Linked DNA regions of Homo sapiens: regions 2 and 3 are each linked to region 1. A link is a loop called in an ENCODE intact Hi-C map of the cell type or tissue named here. Cell type or tissue: PC-3. All regions are shown on one strand.

What was found. Hi-C counts contacts between places; a loop is a spot of excess contacts. Peaks named below come from ENCODE experiments on the same cell type or tissue, not always from the same donor. Only the 100,000 strongest peaks of a DNase experiment are listed, where the experiment ranks them.
Region 2: a loop joins it to region 1, with 4 times the contacts of the local background. A loop is called at or near these places in 5 of 110 quality-filtered maps.
Region 3: it touches region 1 in a loop (12-fold over the local background); 6 of 110 quality-filtered maps call a loop at or near these places.

Annotation. Positions count from the first base shown.
Region 1 is chr7:99,614,753-99,618,752 of GRCh38, forward strand. It overlaps ZSCAN25 (zinc finger and SCAN domain containing 25), which reads left to right and starts at 2,194. Exons shown (of 8, transcript NM_145115.3): 1 at 2,194-2,264; 2 at 3,773-3,899. RefSeq lists enhancers at 1,340-2,319, 1,910-2,229. In PC-3, CTCF peaks have their summits at 1,838 and 2,044; DNase peaks (open chromatin) are centred at 1,839 and 2,159; H3K4me3 peaks cover 2,658 bases; H3K27ac peaks cover 1,023 bases.
Region 2 is chr7:99,835,890-99,839,889 of GRCh38, forward strand. CYP3A43 (cytochrome P450 family 3 subfamily A member 43) reads left to right here. Exons shown (of 13, transcript NM_057095.3): 2 at 564-657; 3 at 3,231-3,283. Among named protein-coding and RNA genes, the nearest start is that of CYP3A43, 9.9 kb to the left of the region's middle. In PC-3, a CTCF peak has its summit at 2,288; no DNase peak of the experiment used is centred here.
Region 3 is chr7:99,524,263-99,528,262 of GRCh38, forward strand. It overlaps ZKSCAN5 (zinc finger with KRAB and SCAN domains 5), which reads left to right. Exons shown (of 7, transcript NM_145102.4): 6 at 1,551-2,156. Among named protein-coding and RNA genes, the nearest start is that of ZKSCAN5, 22 kb to the left of the region's middle. In PC-3, a CTCF peak has its summit at 1,624 (motif pointing right); no DNase peak of the experiment used is centred here.

The DNA.
Region 1 (4,000 bases):
CCACAAATCACCCCTCAATATTTGCAGCCCAAATTCATATTACTATTATAGCATGGTTCAAAAATCCTCAAATTATAAATTTGGTTTACAATGACCTTGGACTGGTGATGCTGACAAGAAAAAAATTTACATGGAAGAAAAACAATATCAACCCTCTCTAGATAAATTCACTTTATCCTGGAACTCAAAGAAATTTCACAAAAATGTTTCCAAGGAAAATGAGCAGCCTGTCACACAAGGAAACAAGGTACTGTGGTATGTTCGAGGAAGGTATGTTTGAGGAATGCCCCCAATTAATGTCCTGGGGACATTATTTAATGCTCTAGGGACATTATATAATGTCCCCAGAACTCATAAATCAATAAGAAAGAGATAAACAGCTTAATAGAAACACAAAGAAAAGTCCGTTCACAGAAAAGGGAAGGCAAGAAGTTAATGAAAGTAGGAATAATGACTGACCTCACTTATAATGAAGAACATGCAAATTAAAAAATGAGGTAACATTTACTTCACCTGTCAATTGGCAAAAATTAAAGCTGGATAATGGCAGAGATGATGAGATATGGGAAATGGATGCTGTTAGGTACTGCTGGTGGAAGTGGCACCATCAAAAACAGTGGAAATAGCAGATCACAGAAAGATATCTGAGGGGACTTCAGATCTCAGAATTATCAGGCTCAACTATATTTACTATGTACAAAGAAAAGCTTAAACATATCGGTAAATTCTTTTAAAAGATCGATCTAGAATATTTGGAAAAAATCAAATAGAAATTCTAGAAATGGAAAAAATATATTAATTAAAACAAAAATATGGGTGGCCAAGTGGGGAGGATTGCTCGAGCCCAGGAGTTTAAGACTAGCCTGGGCAACATAGTGAGACCCTGTCCTTACAAAACATTTTTTAAAGATTAGCTGGGTGTGGTGGCTCATGCCTGTAGTCCCAGCTATTTGGGAAGCTGAGGTGGATTGCTTGAACCCAGGAGTTGGAAGCTGTAGTGAGCTATGATAGCACCGCTGTACTCCAGCCTAGGTGACACAGCAAGACCTCGTCTCTTAAAAAACAAAACAAAACAAAACAAAAAAACAACAACTGTGGATTTTGTAGCACATTAGAAACAGCTGAAAAGTGGATTATTAATAAAAAGGTGAAGACATAAACCCAAGTCAAATATGGGCAGACAAGAAAAATATGAAAGTGGGACAGAGACATGGAGGATAAAGTGAGATGGTCTAACACCTATGTTATATTCTAGGAGTTCATTTACTCTATAAGTGTATATTTTTAGCAAATATTGTACCAGACACTTTGCAAAGTGCTGGAGAAGAGTAAGACAAGAGGGTTTCCTGTTTCCTGAGTGGATTCTGGAGTAACACTGGGCCACCCAGTTGAGACAGACTGCCTTCAGGCTGGACGCGGTGGCTTGCGCCTGCAGTCCTAGCACTTTGGGAGGCCAAGGGGGGAAGATCGCTTGAGTCCAGAAGTTGGAGACCAGATTGGGCAACATAGAGAGATCCCCCTCTCTGCAAAAAATTGAAAAAAAGTCCCAGCTACCCAGGAGACTGAGGTGGGAGGATTGCTTGAACTCAGGGCTTCGAGGTTGCAGTGAGCTATGATCTCACCACTGCACTCCATCCTGGGAGACAGAACAAGACTTCTCTCTCTCTTTCTCAAAAAACACAAACAAACAAACAAACAAAAACCCCCCACAAAAAACAGCTCCGATGCTGGCTCCTCCAGGAAGCCTTCCCTGACTACACATACACACACGCACGCACACTACCCGGGGTCAGGAGCCTCTTAAGTGAGCCGGTTAGATCCAGTGCGCCCCCTATCTCCTCTGCCCCTACGCCTCGCGCAAGGCCCTCGCAGCCGGAATAGTCGCGCATTGACCGACTGGACTCTAAAGCCCCTTGGGGCAGGTGCTGTGTCCAGTAGTGTATCTGGCGATGCACCGAGTCCTTTCCACGGAGGGCAAGCAGGTGAAATGGCACGGAAGTGGAAGGGGCCTAGCCACAGAGCGCCTCGAGCTGGGCAGTCAATCCTGGGGAAGCCCTGGTGGTCTTCGCCTCGCCGGGTTCGGAACAGCAGGCTGGGATCAGCAACCATCGAGACGCATCCGCCGAGACCTCCGAGCATCCTAGAGAGGACACGGAAGCGAGTCTTTCCTTACGCACCTGTCTAACAGCGTCCGCAGCTCACTTCCGGACCGCGGATAGCACTGGCGACCCTAGCGGGTGAGAGGCCCTTCAGGGCCGCGGCGGGTGAGAGCCTCTTCAGGGCCGCAGCGGGTGGCGGGCGAAGTGGTAAACGGGCGCGGGGACGGGTTTTGGTGCCGCTACGGGGCTCGGCGGCAGCGGGGTTGCAGTAGAGCCCGTCTCCCTCCGCTCAGCCCCGGCTGAGGGCGGCAAGTCTCTCAGGAGCTGCCTTCAGCGGCCCCGAGGCCCTGCGGGTCTGGACGCTGAGGGGCCGCCGCGCTGTAGGCTCAGGTAGGAGCGAGGCTGATCCCGCTCTGCCAGGCTTGGCTTAGTGCAGGGCTGGCCACGAACCCGAAGAGATCTTGAACCAAAGCAGAACTCTGTGCAAAGTGAAAGTAATCACATAGGACACTTATTTAAAGAATAGTGATGAGCCAGCCTGGTCAACATAGCGAGACCCTGTCTCTACAAAAATTGAAAAGTAGCCGGGCGTGGTGGCACGCGCCTGAGGTCCCAGCTACTCGGGAGGCTGAGGCAGGAGGATCGCCTGAGCCCAGGAGTTCAAGGTTGCACTGACTTACATTCATGCCGCTGCACTCCAGCCTGGGCAACATGGGGAGACCCTGTCTCTACAAAAATAAATAATTAGCTGGTCATGGTGGCACTCGCCAGTAGTCCCAGCTACTCGGGAGGCTGAGGTGGGAGGATCGCTTGATCCTAGGAGGCAAAGGCTGCAGTGATCGCACCACTGGTCTCCAGCTGGGGTGATAAAACCCTGAGATCCTGTCTCAGAAACAAAACAAAAGAGTCACAATGGGTGGGGGGAGATAAAGAATAGCAATGGGGCAATTTCTATTTGTCAAATGGCAGAGATAAAAGATGAATGAGGATCTTTCTTGCCTCCAGGGAATCTGTTAGAGGGAGACACATGGGTAAACATTTGCACTGTAGTGCATTAAATGCACTAGTGGAGTGAACCAATGCAATAGCTAGAAAGGAATGAAAGAGAAATCTCAATGTTGCAGAGTCAATGAATAGACTGAAAATATAAACTTGGTTTAAGTGGGGGTAGATAAATACACAAACTCACAATAGAATATTTAGCAGAAGCTTTGGGGTGTGCCTCCTGCCAGCTGCCCATTCTCTGCTCCAGTCAGGTGATCTTTCCGTTTTCTGACAAGCAGGATCTCCTTCCCCTGGTGCTTTGGACTTCCAAGTCTGTCTTCCCAGTCTAGGTCTTCCGCATAATCCACTTGGAGGTAAATAGGACTCATTCTCCAGTCTACTTCAAGCCTCTTCTTTTCCTTGAGTACTTGGACTTAGATTAGTTTTCTCTCTTTTTGACTTCACATTTTTTTTTCAATCTGTACCATGTATTTTGGGAGGCAGTTATCATCTAGTCTCTTTTTTTTCTTCTGAGAAGTAGGAGGAGTAGCACTCATCCTACAGAAGTGTTTTAAGTATTAGATGAAATATGTGTTCACATGCTTTCTAAAGAGTAAAGCCTGTACAAGTTAGAAATCTTTAGGTCATTTGTCATAATGGTATATATGTTGCTCCATTGTCTTTTTCAGGTTGAGCGCACCATCACATCTAAGCCATCAGCAAGTTTGTTGGTTTTAATCTCCAAAATACGTCTTGATTTTGTCTGACTCTTTGCCACCACCCTGATCTAAGCCCTTATCATCTGCTTGAATCACTGTAAGTGCCATTTCCCTCTTGCCACCTCTAGCCTATTCCCTGTCAACACACAGGCAGAATGACTTTTATAAAACATGTAGTTCCTCGCTAAAGTAAGAAAT
Region 2 (4,000 bases), 220 kb after region 1:
ACGTAACAACAGAACAATCAGTACTGACAGAATTATAACTAGGCTTGTAAATTGTATCCACATTTACTTATCCAGAGATGGTACTCTTAGCTTCGGCTGTGCATAGACTAGTCAGCTTCCGAGATGTAACTAGAGCAGAGCTTGCAGGAATCCCCAAAGATCAGCCGAAATCAATTATTCAGGCCCCACCTGAGGAAAGGGAATGTCCATCCCCATGTGTGCCAGTATATCTGTCTTTGGTCAGAATAAGGCAGGAAGCAGAGTCAGGAGCACCCGAAAAGTCAGGCTTGGAAGAAAGTGAGGCTCAGTCCTTTGGATGTTAATCTGACTGGCCCAGTGTACCTAAATAATTAATAAATATCCTCCTGAACCCCATTGGTCTCTCTGATTCCTTAAAATCCTGCTATAAAATGTAATTATTGCCATCAGAGTTTCTGTTGTTATTTATTGCCTCCATGTTACCTCCCTCCCTTGAACATTCCAGTTCCTGAGGTAATGTCTGGCCAACCCCTTATCTATAAAGTTACAATTTCTGTAACCTGGCTTTCTCTTTTATTTTATAGTTATGGGACCCATTCACATAAACTTTTTAAGAAGCTGGGAATTCCTGGGCCAACCCCTCTGCCTTTTCTGGGAACTATTTTGTTCTACCTTAGGGTAAGTGTTATTTGAGCTCCCTCTTTTGCTTCTTATCGATGCAAACCCAAGCTTAGTCCTATCAGTAAAAATGCTCCTCCTCAGGAGGAATTTCCAATGTTTTACACTTTCAGAAATGGTGTGTATGCTCCACCCAGAGCAGGGCCAGGTTTATACCAGGACTCTCATCTTAATGGTCAGGGGGTTTGGGTTTGCCTCAGTTGCACGGCACAGATATCTGGGGGATCAGCACTCGATGTTCAGGACTTGATGTTCAGACTTTGCGAACCATAAAGAGGACTTTCCTTTTGCCCTGTGCAGATTTTTGAGAAGCTACAGTTGTCCTTAGTATTAAGAGAAAAGCAGAAATGGGGAAATGGGAGCCCCAGTAGCGCTCATTAGCATCATGTACCACATTCAAACTTTCCTGTTTTCACCAAGAGCTTTAGTAAGCTTTTGTTTCCTTCCTCCTGTAGAGCTTTGAAAATTCAGTTCATTGGCTGGGCGCGGTGGCTCACGCCTGTAATCCCAGCACTTTGGGAGGCCGAGACGGGCGGATCACGAGGTCAGGAGATCGAGACCATCCTGGCTAACACGGTGAAACCCTGTCTCTACTAAAAATACAAAAAAAAAAAAAAAAAAAATTAGCCGGGCGCAGTGGCGGGCGCCTGTAGTCCCAGCTACTCGGGAGGCTGAGGCAGGAGAATGGCGTGAACCCGGGAGGCGGAGCTTGCAGTGAGCCGAGATAGCGCCACTGCACTCTGGCTTGGGTGAAAGAGCGAGACTGTGTCTCAAAAAAAAAAAAAAAAAGAAAAGAAAAAAAGAAAAAGAAAATTCAGTTCACTAGGCAGCTATTTACCGCTGGATAATTTGCACATACTTGAATTCTCTCAAGAACTGTTAAATTCCCTGCAGGTAGTTCCACAGTTGTGCTCCAGCTTCTTCTCCCCAGGATGTATTTTACAGATTTGAGAGGAAGAACAAGAAGGTTCTGCTTTCCTGCTGCTTTTCTTCAAAGGCAGCACCCTATGAGTGAGCCTGAGCAGGGAGTGCTTATAATGAAGACAATATGGAGGCTGTCCATCAACTTCAGATATTTAACCACAAAATGAGTTCTGTTTTTTTTTAAAAGAAAGGCAAAATTACTTAACAAAATAACTAGAAAGGGGATAATTTGACAAACTTATTCAAAATTTAATTATCTAAACAGGAGGTAATATGTGTCTCATAGTCTTCGAATTTTGACTGAGCCTTGTGGCTACCCTGGTCTGATGCTCCACCAAGGGCCTGGGGCCATGATGGAAAGTCACAAGTGCGTGTCCACATGGCCAGTAAGAAAGCCTGTGTACAGGTTGCTCTCTGACTCAGGTTTTCTGTCTTACAGACCTGAGGCTTGTTTTTCAGATTCTAATTCTCCCAACTGAGGCCTTCATTGCAAAATTACCACTTAAGAATTTCATCCTTTTTTACCCCCCGAAAAAGCAATAATTTTCTCTTCATATTTCCCAGATCGATCCTTTAGTAAATCCACATGTCCTGGGCTATATGTTGCCTAGTTAGAACATCAAAACTGAAACAAGGAAGCAGGAAAGTTTGTTTTTAAGTGTCAGAAGTGAAAACTCTGAGTGAGTATTGTAATGTGCTGTGTCTGACATCTAGAGGTGGCATTTCCCACACTTATTATGTGTTAAGCTGGAAAACTGGAAAGTGAGTCCACTCTGTCATTTGCCCACTCACTCATTTTCTCGCTCAACAAAATGCCTTGGACTTTTATTTAAATCTGCTAGACTAAAAGTGGTCCCTGATGTTTTTGACTTTCTAATTCAGCTAGAATTCTAGAGAGAATACATGAGATAAATGAAAAGGATGCTGAACAAGGAGATAAAAGATTGCACATTCCCTTGAGACACTCACTCACTTTCCGTCAGCCTCGGTTTCTTCATGTTCCCATGGTGGTGATAATTCAGGGGTTTATGAGATTGCAGAGACAACATATGCAGAAATGAAAACACATCAGAAAGACAATGAGTTGCTTAGTGTTCATAGACAGAAGTAAGTCATTCAATATCTACACTAGTTAGAGAAAATTTAAAAGTGACTTTAAATTCTCCATTTCAAATATCTTCTGTATTTTCTCTCCTTTTCCTTAAGAGGTCTCTGAATAAGATTCCCAGCTGGGCGTGGTGGCTCACGCCTGTAATCCCAGCACTTTGGGAGGCTGAAGCAGGAGGATCACCTAAGGTCAGGAGTTCGAGACCAGCTTTGCCAACATGGTGAAACCCTATTTCTACTAAATATACAAAAATTAGCTGGGTGTGGTGGCGGGCCCCCATAATCCCAGCTACTTGGGAGGCTGAGGCAGGAGAAGAGCTTGAACCCAGAAGGCAGAGGTTGCAATGAGCCAAGATCGCACCATTGCACTCCAGCCTGGGCAGCAGAAAAAAAGGAAAAAAAAAAGATTCCCTCTAACTGCCAGTAAATGGTAGCAAGCCTAATGGTAGCAAGTCATTGGATTTGACTTTTTTGCCCTGGTTAAATGTAGCGTTCAGTACATTCGAAATAATACTTGAATTGTATTTTGTTTCTTCTGCCAGGGTCTTTGGAATTTTGACAGAGAATGTAATGAAAAATACGGAGAAATGTGGGGGTGAGTATTCTGGAAACTTGCATTGGATAGAGCTGTTGCTATGCTGAGTTATTTTACTGCAGAGAGAACAATCTCAGCCCAGATTTTGTTTGGATAATGCTATTGTCAACCTAAGTAACAAACAGAGAGAGGCTATCTAAAAGAAAAAGATGATCTGGGAATTGAGCATTGCAAGGGGAATATGCGTGTCATAGGAAACTCCATGCATATTCAGTATGTGAACAAAAATAAAATCTTTGAGACCCTAAACTCACTATGACAAAGGGAAAATCGAGCTTGAGAATTAAGTCATACCTTACTGCCTTCCTTTTTTCCCCAGACAGATAGCTGTAATTTCACAACCCTGGGTAATAGCTTCATACATAAGCCACATTCCCACAACAATAGCAATGTGGCATCACTCGTCTGGGGTAATACCCGAGGTTTGTTGTCCCACAGATATAGGGGGTCTCCCTATAGTGGACGCACAAAGAATAAGGTTAAGAGCAGAGGTTGGATAGGTGAAAGAAAGAGAAAAGCTCTCTCCTGCCGAGAGAGGGGGCCCCCAGTGGGTCTTCTGACCTGCGGTAAAGTGCAGGAGGTTTTATAGATGAGCTTGAGGAGGCAGTGTCTGATTTACATAGGGCATGAAAGATTGGTTGGACCAGGTGTGTCATTTGCATAGCACATAAAAAACTGGTTAGGACTAGGTGTACTGTTTGCATAACATGTGAAGAA
Region 3 (4,000 bases), 90 kb before region 1:
AGGTTTTCATCATGTTGGCCAGGCTGGTTTCAAACTCCTGACCTCAAGTGATCCGCCTACCTCGACCTCCCACAGTGCTGGGATTACAGGCGTGAGCCACCACACCCGGCTGATAATTTTTGTATTTTTTGTAGAGACGGGGTTTCGCTGTGTTGGTCAGGCTGGTCTCGAACTCCTGGCCTCAAGTGAACCGCCCGCCTTGGCTTCCCAAAGTGCTGGGATTACAGGCATGAGCCACTGTGCCTGGCCAATACTCTATTTTTTGTTAACTACTGAAGATTTGTCTCTGCAAACCATATTAAAACATCAGTGTTTTGAGTAAAGTATCTTGCTGATACAGTTGAACAAAGGAACTAATTATAGCCACTGAAACATCCACGGTTCTATCAGTGACTGCTGAACATTAACCTAGCTCTTGAAAGTAGTAGGTTCTTCTCAGGATATAGAAAGAATGTCTTTTTTCTTTTAGATTAATTCATACCAAACTGAAATCCTTTGGGCATTGAGAAACCTAGAAAGATCACCTTTCTTTTCTAGGCTATGAATTCACAGGAAGAGGAAGGTGAAGATGGGGTTAGCTGCATAACCTGCTATCCAGTTTTATTAAGAATATTGCCCAGTCGTGACTGGGCGCGGTGGCTCATGTCTGTAATCCCAGCACTTTGGGAGGCCGAGGCGGGCAGATCACTAGGTCAGGAGTTCGAGACCACCTGGCCAATATGGTGACACCCTGTCTCTGCTAAAATTACAAAAATTAGCTGGGCGTGGTGATGTGCGCCTGTAGTCCCAGTGACTTGGGAGGCTGAGGCAGAAGAATCACTTGAACCCGGGAGGCAGAGGTTGCAGTCAGCCGAGATCGCGCCACTGCACTCCAGCCTGGGTGGCAGAGTGAGACTCCGTCTCAAAAGAAAAAAAAAAAAGAATATTGCCCAGTCGCGTTGGCTCACGTCTGTAATCCCAGCACTTTGGGAAGCTGAGGTGGGAGGATCACTTGAGCTCAGGAGTTTGAAACCAGCATGGGCAACATAATGAGACCCTCATCTCTACAAAAATATAAAAATTAGCTGAGCATGGTGGTGTGCAACTGTAGTCCTAGCTACTTGGGAGGCTGAGGTGGGAGGATCGCTTGAGCCCAAGAGGTTGAGGATGCAGTGAGCCATGATTGCCCCACTGCACTCCAGCCTGGGTGACAGAGTGAGACCCTGTCTCAAAACACACACATACACGCGCGCGCGCACACACACACACACAAGAGAACATTTAACATGATACAGGTATTTGTAAGTGCCACACTGAGAGGAGACCCTCTTCGTTCAGTGGAATGACTGATTTTCAGTCTCCTTCCTCTGAACATTTTTTGCCAGCTCTTCCTTCCCTAACCTCCCTCACTTTTCTGCTTGAATATTTTTCATCCCATCCCTGTACTGTAAAAGTCCCTTTACAGAATCATGGATCCCTAGCACATGTCAGTTTCTCTTCATTATCCCCTCATTTTATTTCTTCAAATTCAAGGAAAAGCTCATTTTTTAATTCTCCCTCTGTTATTTCAGGTTATGAGTCCAGGGACAATATGGAGCTCATAGTGAAGCAGATTTCTGATGACTCTGAATCACACTGGGTGGCGCCAGAACACACCGAAAGGAGCGTTCCTCAGGATCCAGACTTTGCAGAAGTCAGTGACCTTAAAGGCATGGTACAAAGGTGGCAGGTCAACCCCACTGTGGGGAAATCAAGGCAGAATCCTTCCCAGAAAAGGGATCTGGATGCAATCACAGACATCAGCCCTAAGCAAAGCACACATGGCGAGAGAGGGCACAGATGCAGCGATTGTGGCAAATTCTTCCTCCAAGCCTCAAACTTTATTCAGCATCGGCGCATCCACACTGGAGAAAAACCGTTTAAGTGCGGAGAATGTGGGAAGAGCTACAATCAGCGGGTGCACCTCACCCAGCACCAGCGCGTCCACACAGGGGAGAAACCCTACAAATGTCAGGTGTGCGGAAAGGCTTTCCGGGTGAGTTCCCACCTGGTTCAGCACCACAGTGTCCACAGCGGAGAGAGGCCCTATGGCTGCAATGAGTGTGGGAAGAACTTCGGTCGCCATTCGCATCTGATCGAACACCTAAAACGCCACTTCAGGGAGAAATCCCAGAGATGTACGTGTGAGGAGTTTATATCCGGGGGATAAATGGAGGCGAAAAGCAAAAGGTGTTTTATTAGTACGGTACAACAGGACAGATGGGTGGTGATACTGGGGGGGGTAGGAAGAGGCAAAGGTTATCGTTTATTTGGTTCTTATGTATTTATTTTTTGAGACAGTCTCGCTCTGTCGCCCAGGCTGGAGTGCAGTGGCGAGATCTCAGCTCACTGCAACTTCTGCCTCCCCGGTTCAAGCGATTCTCCTGCCTCAGCCTCCCAAGTAGCTGGGACAACAGGCGCGCACCAGCATGCCCGGGTAATTTTTGTGTTTTTAGTAGACACAGGGTTTCCCCATGTTGGCTAGGCTGGTTTTGAACTCCTGACCTCAGGCGATCTGCCTGCCTTGGCCTCCCAAAGTGCTGGGATTACAGGCATGAGCCACTGTGCTGGCTGTGCTCTCAGCTGTTAGTGGTTCCTTCTGGTAATTCTGTATTTTAAAATAAAACTATTATTAGTTGGCTCATCAATTTTAAATGTTATCTGTTGACTTTCTATGGTAGTAAATGAGGATTTGGCTCTCTTATATGCTTTTCTCTCTTTCCCCTTTTCCCAATTTAGTTATTTTACTTATTTTAAAACAATAGCCTGGGTACAGTGGCTCACACCTGTAATCTCAGTGCTTTGGGAGGCGGCTGAGCTAGGAGGATTACTTGAGGCCAGGCATTCAAGACCACCCTGGGCAACATAGCAAGACCTTGTCTCTACAAAAAAATTTAAAAATTACCTGGGCATGGTGGCATGTGCCTGTAGTTGCAGCTCCTCGGAAGGCTGAGGTGGGAGGATCTCTTAGCCCAGAAGTTCAAGACTACAGTGAGCTATAAATGTGTCTGTGAATAGCCACTGCACTCCAGACTGGCTAACAGAGTGAGACTTCTCAAATAACAAACAAACACAAACCCAATAAAATAACAGTAGTACAGGAAGCTTGGAGAAAATAAAAAGAAAAAATAAATCACCCATAATCACATCACCCTAACTAATAGAACTGTTATTACTTAGTATGTTTCCTTTTTTTTTTATAAGTCTGTTTCACGTAGTCGTACTCAGAATTAAATATTAAGCGTACACATTTTCCAGGGCTGTTCAGCCCTCCTTTTTATTTCTGACAGTCTGCCATTGTGTGGTGGCATTGTAATTTACTCAAGTGTTCCCAGTTGTTGAACTTCAATTTTTTTCTCTTTTGTCCCGATAACTGTTTATGCCTGTGACTTTTTCTTTTTTTCTTTTCTTTTCTTTTTTTGAGACGGAGTTTCACTCTTGTTGCCCAGGCTGGAGTGCAATGGCACGATCTCAGCTCACTGCAACCTCTGCCTCCCAGGTTCAAGCGATTCTCGTGCCTCAGCCTCCTGAGTAGCTGAGATTACAGGCATTTGCCACCATACCTGGCTAATTTTTTTTTGTATTTTTAGTAGAGATGGGGTTTCACTATATTGGCCAGGATGGTCTCGAACTCCTGACCTCAAGTGATCCACCCGCCTTGGCCTCCCAAAGTGCTGGGATTATAGGTGTGAGCTACCATGCCGGGCCAGTATTTTTAAACATCTGTTCAAATGACAGTAAATTTATCTGTGAATGAGATCGTCATAAACTGTGCTGTGAACTTAAAGGCCCTTACTAATATTCTTCAGATGATTCTAAGACCAGCCAAAATGTTTTTCTTTTTTTTTTTTTTTTTTTTAATTCTGCCTTTGATGTTTACAGCCACGCTGCATCTTCCACCATGGCACAGAAGTCAGTAAAGTGTCTTTAAAGTTCTGGGTTTGAGCTGAGCTATCCTCTCAGCTAGTGTTTTCCCGTTCTA